2 separate regions of the Homo sapiens genome follow, and region 2 is linked to region 1. Evidence: chromatin loops called from intact Hi-C (ENCODE). Cell type or tissue: heart right ventricle. All regions are shown on one strand.

Region 1 (2,500 bases):
GAAACAGACGGACCCCTCGCAGCCTCCCGCCGACAGCGGCCCTGCCCAGGTCTCCAGGCTTCGATGCCTTCGTTGCTTTGTGCGGCGCACCCGCCTACGTCAGTTCCCAGTATTTAAACAAAACGTGTTCCTAGCTACGCAGCGCCAGGCAACCAGGCGGTTCCCACGCTTCCCCGAGTGGCACACCCTCCGCGCAGCCCACGCGGCCTCCCCACGCCCAGCTCCCGCCGGCCCCGCCTCGCGTCGTCCTTCGCCCCGCCCCCGTTGCCGCCCCCCCCGCCCGCACACTGCCCACCTGGCGTTGTCTTCACCCCGCTTACACGCCGCTCGCTTCGCTCTGGTAGTCGCCCACCTCGCGCTGCCCTTCTCGCTTCAGTCTTCGCCCTGCCCACCCACCGCCCACCTCGCGCCAGTCTTCGCCCCGCCCATTCACCGCCCGCCTCGCGTCAGTCTTCGCCCCGCCCAACCACCGCCCGCTTCGCGTCGGTCTTCACCCCGCCCACTCGCCGTTCGCCTCGCGCCTTCGCCCCTCCGCCGTTGTCGCCCCGCCCCTTCTTGCGTCCAGTCTTTGCCCCGTCCCTCGCCGTCGCCCCGTCCACACGCCGTCAGCTTCGCGTCTGTCCTCGCCCCGCCCACCTACCGCCCCCCTCGGGCCTTCGCCCCTCCGCCGTCGTTGCCCCGCCCGCCTTGCACCCCGTCTTCGTCCCGCCCCGCGCCGTGGCCCCGCCCACACGCCGTCAGCTTCGCGTCTGTCCTCGCCCCGCCCTGCATCATCGCCCCGCCCTGCATCATCGCCCCGCCCACACGCCGCCTGCCAGGCGTGAGTCTTCCTCCCGCTCTGCGCCGTCGCCCCGCCCACACGCCGCCACCCTCGCGTCAGTTGTCGCTCCGCGCCTGCGCCCGTTGTCTCCCTGCTCGCTCCGGGTCCCGGCGCCGCGCCATGTGGGCTGCGGCGGGCGGGCTGTGGCGCTCCCGCGCGGGTCTCCGGGCCCTGTTCCGTAGCCGCGATGCTGCGCTATTTCCAGGCTGCGAGCGGGGACTTCACTGCTCTGCTGTCTCCTGCAAGAACTGGCTCAAGAAATTTGCCTCGAAAACCAAGTAATGCGGCGGGGGCGGTGTCCCTGGGCGCGGTATTCCCTAGGGGGCGGTGTCCCCGGGTTGCGGTGTCCGCTCATCCGCGTTCTTGCGCCCATGCGGCCTAGCTCGCCAGTTCCTGCCTCCTGGGGTCTGCAGCAGTTCTAGCTCTCACTGTCAGCATTTGCAGCTTTTGTGTTCGTGGACGTGTGTCGGGTTAAGAAAACAAAGTGACAATGTGTGTTTATTTTGATTCTTGTCACCAGACGTATTTTTCAGAAGATTAGTTTCAGAAAATGAGGAAAAATGAAAAAATATAAGAATTTCCTTGCTAATGTTGACTTTCTGTGTGAATTTGAAGACTAAAGCTTGTCATGATAATTAGTGTTTTTAAATTATGAAAGATAAGTACAATAAAATACATTGACTTTTCACACTGCTTTTAGTTCTTCTAAGTATGGTAGGTGGTTGTATGTTTTCTACTTTAATACACTACTTTTAAAGACAGTTTTAGACCCTGCAGAAAAATTGCAAAAATAGTACCGCGTTCCTGTGTCCTGGCACCCAGCTCCCCCTGTGTTAGCGTCGGACTTTAGCTTCCAACGTGTTCCAGTTAATGAGCCGATATTGATAAGAGTGTTGCTAACTGAAGCTCATACTTTATTCACTTTTCCTTGGTTCTGCCTGCTGTCCCTTCCTGTCCCAGGTGCCCACCCAAGGTCCACGTTACATTGAATTGTCTTGTTTCCTTAGGCTGGGGTAGTGTCCCAGACTGTCCCTGGTTTTGATGGCTGTGCCAGTTTTGAGGGGTACTGGTCAGGTGCTTTGCAGGATGCCTCTCTGTTGGAATGTGCCTGTTTTTTTAATGCTTAGACGTGGATTATGGCTTTTGGGGAGGAAGACTACAGAGGTAAAGGCCATTCTCATCGCACCGTATCCAGGGTCCACGCTGGCCGTGATCCCCTGCATGAGGTGCTTGCCAGGTTTCTCTACCGTAAAGTTACTCTTTTTGCCCCCTTTCCTTACTGTACTCTGGGAGAAAGTCGCTGTGTGCAGCCCATGCCTAATGAGTGGGGAATTTTGCTCATAAGTGGTTTGCATTCTGCACAAGGGATATGTCTCTTCACCCCATGTATTAATTCATTCATATCACCAAGAACTCATGGGTTATAATCCCGTGTTACTTAGTTTTGTTCGAATGTTTCCAGCTCAGGCCCTTAGGAGCTCACTAAGCTCCTATGTCCTGTTTGCATACCCTGTCATTGTGGGGTTTTGCTGGGTTCTGTGTGTGTTAAACACTTTCCTACTTTCTGGCACTACAAGATACTCCAGGCTCATCTTGTGTGTTTCGTACCACAGCCCTAAAATCAGCCATTTCTCCAAGAAGCCCTCGTTCCTTTTATTGGAGAGAGAGATTAGAAACCAT
Region 2 (2,500 bases), 100 kb before region 1:
GAAGGGCAACTATGGAAAATCCATTAACTAACATCTACTTAGTGATGAAAGATGGAATGCTTTCTCACTAAAATGAAGAATAAGATAGGTGCATCCACTCTCACCGCCTATAACCAGGATAAGCAATAAAAAGAAATAAAAGCAACTACATTGGTAAGGAAGAATTAAAACTATATTTGCAAATGACAGAATCATATATAGAGAATCTACTAAACAACTCTTAGAACAAACCAGTTCAGCAGAATTGCATGATACAAGATCAACATGCAATGATCAATTACATTTCTATAAAGTAGCAATGAAGCAGCAGAACTGAAATTAAGAAAACAATTCCATTTACAATAGCATCAAAAAGGATAAAATACTTTGGAATAAATTTAACAAAGTCCAAAATTTGTCATCTAAATTTTTCTCCTCCCTTCCTGTCTCCCTCCTGCTTCCCCTTCCCGCCCCCATCTCCCCACACACAGAAGAGCATGGACAGGCTTCTAGTAACTACTTCATGCTTGAAAACAGCAGAGCTAGGAGTTGATTAGTTTGCTGTAGACTCGGCCACGCTTGGTAAAGATGACGCACGCACATGCACAGATGGAAGCAACAACAGGAGGAAGTACAGCTGCAGGAATGAAGCAAAAGGAACGTGCTGCGGACAGTGCACGCGCAGGGTACATACCCAGGAAGGACCGCCTGGGGGCAACCTTGACTTCTTCATCCTTGCTATCTGCAGCTACACGTTAAAAAGGGAGACAGAAACAGAAAGGGGAAAAAGACAGAAACATACTGGTTTTAACATGGGTAAACAGCTGTGTTCCCAGAACTTTTTGCATTTCTTTAAAAAAAAAAAAACAAACCAGAATAGAAAGATCACAAGATTTTGGTTTTTGTGCATTAGAAAACCCACTTTCTGAACTATTTTTCTGCAAACCTAACCTCTTCCAATATCATAAAAAAGTGAATGGGGAGAATGGGAGAAAAATTGAGCCAAAAATTGAAAGTTACCACATTTCCATTTAATCTCTCGGGAGAAAGGCAGCATGGGAGCCCGTCACAAGCGTGCTGTGCTGATGGAAAGCAGCCAGGCAGATCCTGCTTCCCTTTTCCTAGAAACTCATCTGTATGCAAGCTGCGGCTGCAATATAGCTGCCCCAGGTCAAAACTCTTCAGAAGGCTGCCTGATAAAGCTGTTTTCAGAGTACACTCTGCTGTAAAAGGACAGCTGGTTCCGCACATGCACTTGACAAGCACCTCTGCACAGACACAGACACAGGGACAATGTGACAGGGACCCAGCACCCTCCAGGGCCCAGCACTGGCAATGACAGGTTATAAGTCAACCTTCCTATCTGCGCAGCCCCAGGACAAGACAGCAGCCAAGGTCCTGGAAAACAGTGTGGCCTCTAGGTGGCTCCTGGGAAGCCCCATGGGGTTTGGGATTGAAGACAGTTGATAAACAAGAGACTCAAATAAGTCCTGGGATCAGAAAGCAGAAGTAGGATCAAAGGTTGTGTTTGCCTGCCCCAGGCAATGTAGACTTAAAATGGAAATTTTGCAAGTGAACAGCTAAAAGCAAATACGAGGTGACCTCTGACCTCTGCCCTCTGCTACTTGGACTTAGGGTGTTGTTCCACTCACAAGGCAGGAACTGCAATATCTCTACCAAATTTGAGGGTTTTATAAACCAATGCAGCATACAAAGTGCAGTCTTCTCTCCTCCCTCAGCCTCCCCCAGCACTGCCTCTTGGATTCTATGGGTCCCTCAGCTCGTCCTCTCTGTTGCTTTGATTTAGACAACATCCCTCTCCACGGGCGCCTCTTCTAAAGACCAAGATCCTCAAGGGGTGGGAGGGAGGGACCACCCAAGGCAGGACTGCTCAGTCCACACTGTTTCCCTTCTCACATCCAGGTGTGACTGTGAACAGGCAATGGTGGGAGGCAGCCAGCCGGCAGGCTGGGGAAGAAGACATGGTTCAGGCTGCAGAGTCACATCCCACACCAGGCTGTGTCCTAGGCACAGCCTCAAGCTACCTGAGGCTCCTTGCCTGGAAAGCAGTGTGATCAGATCCACGTTTGTGTAGGATGGAATGCAGAGTTCTGATGCTGAGAGAGCTGCCAGGAACATTTTCAACAGTCACACACTTCCACAGATCTGTGCTGAACACGTCCTCCAGACCAGGCACTCAGGATCCAAAAAGGGCCCAGCAACATTTTCCTTTTCCTCCACACTCGGCATCAGGAGGTGGTGTCAGTGTCTTCTCCCCTTGATCATGGGTGGGCTTGTGACCACTCCAGTCCACAGAAGCAATGCTGTGATTTCCAAGACTTAGGTCATAAAAAAGATACAGCTTCCACCTGCTTTCTCAGGTAGCTCCCCCTTGGGACCTGGCCGCCATGTTGTGAGGAAGCCCAGGTCTCATGAGGAGGCCTTGGTGGGTGTCCCAGCAGAGCCTGGGTGGAGGTCCCAGCAGATAGATGGCTAGCACCAGCCATGCCAAAGAGCGAGT

Evidence for each region. Peaks named below come from ENCODE experiments on the same cell type or tissue, not always from the same donor. Only the 100,000 strongest peaks of a DNase experiment are listed, where the experiment ranks them.
Region 2: a loop joins it to region 1, with 2.5 times the contacts of the local background. A loop is called at or near these places in 9 of 110 quality-filtered maps.

The regions. Positions count from the first base shown.
Region 1 is chr18:80,033,556-80,036,055 of GRCh38, forward strand. It overlaps RBFA (ribosome binding factor A), which reads left to right and starts at 879. Exons shown (of 7, transcript NM_024805.3): 1 at 879-1,098. The coding sequence starts at 941. It also overlaps a transcript of TXNL4A not described here. RefSeq lists silencers at 165-334, 366-522, 405-724, 735-814, 925-1,074. In heart right ventricle, a CTCF peak has its summit at 1,103 (motif pointing right); a DNase peak (open chromatin) is centred at 676; H3K4me3 peaks cover 2,338 bases; H3K27ac peaks cover 1,796 bases.
Region 2 is chr18:79,933,296-79,935,795 of GRCh38, forward strand. SLC66A2 (solute carrier family 66 member 2) reads right to left here. Exons shown (of 6, transcript NM_025078.5): 4 at 674-727. Among named protein-coding and RNA genes, the nearest start is that of SLC66A2, 17 kb to the right of the region's middle. In heart right ventricle, a CTCF peak has its summit at 1,322; a DNase peak (open chromatin) is centred at 1,216; H3K4me3 peaks cover 583 bases; H3K27ac peaks cover 1,135 bases.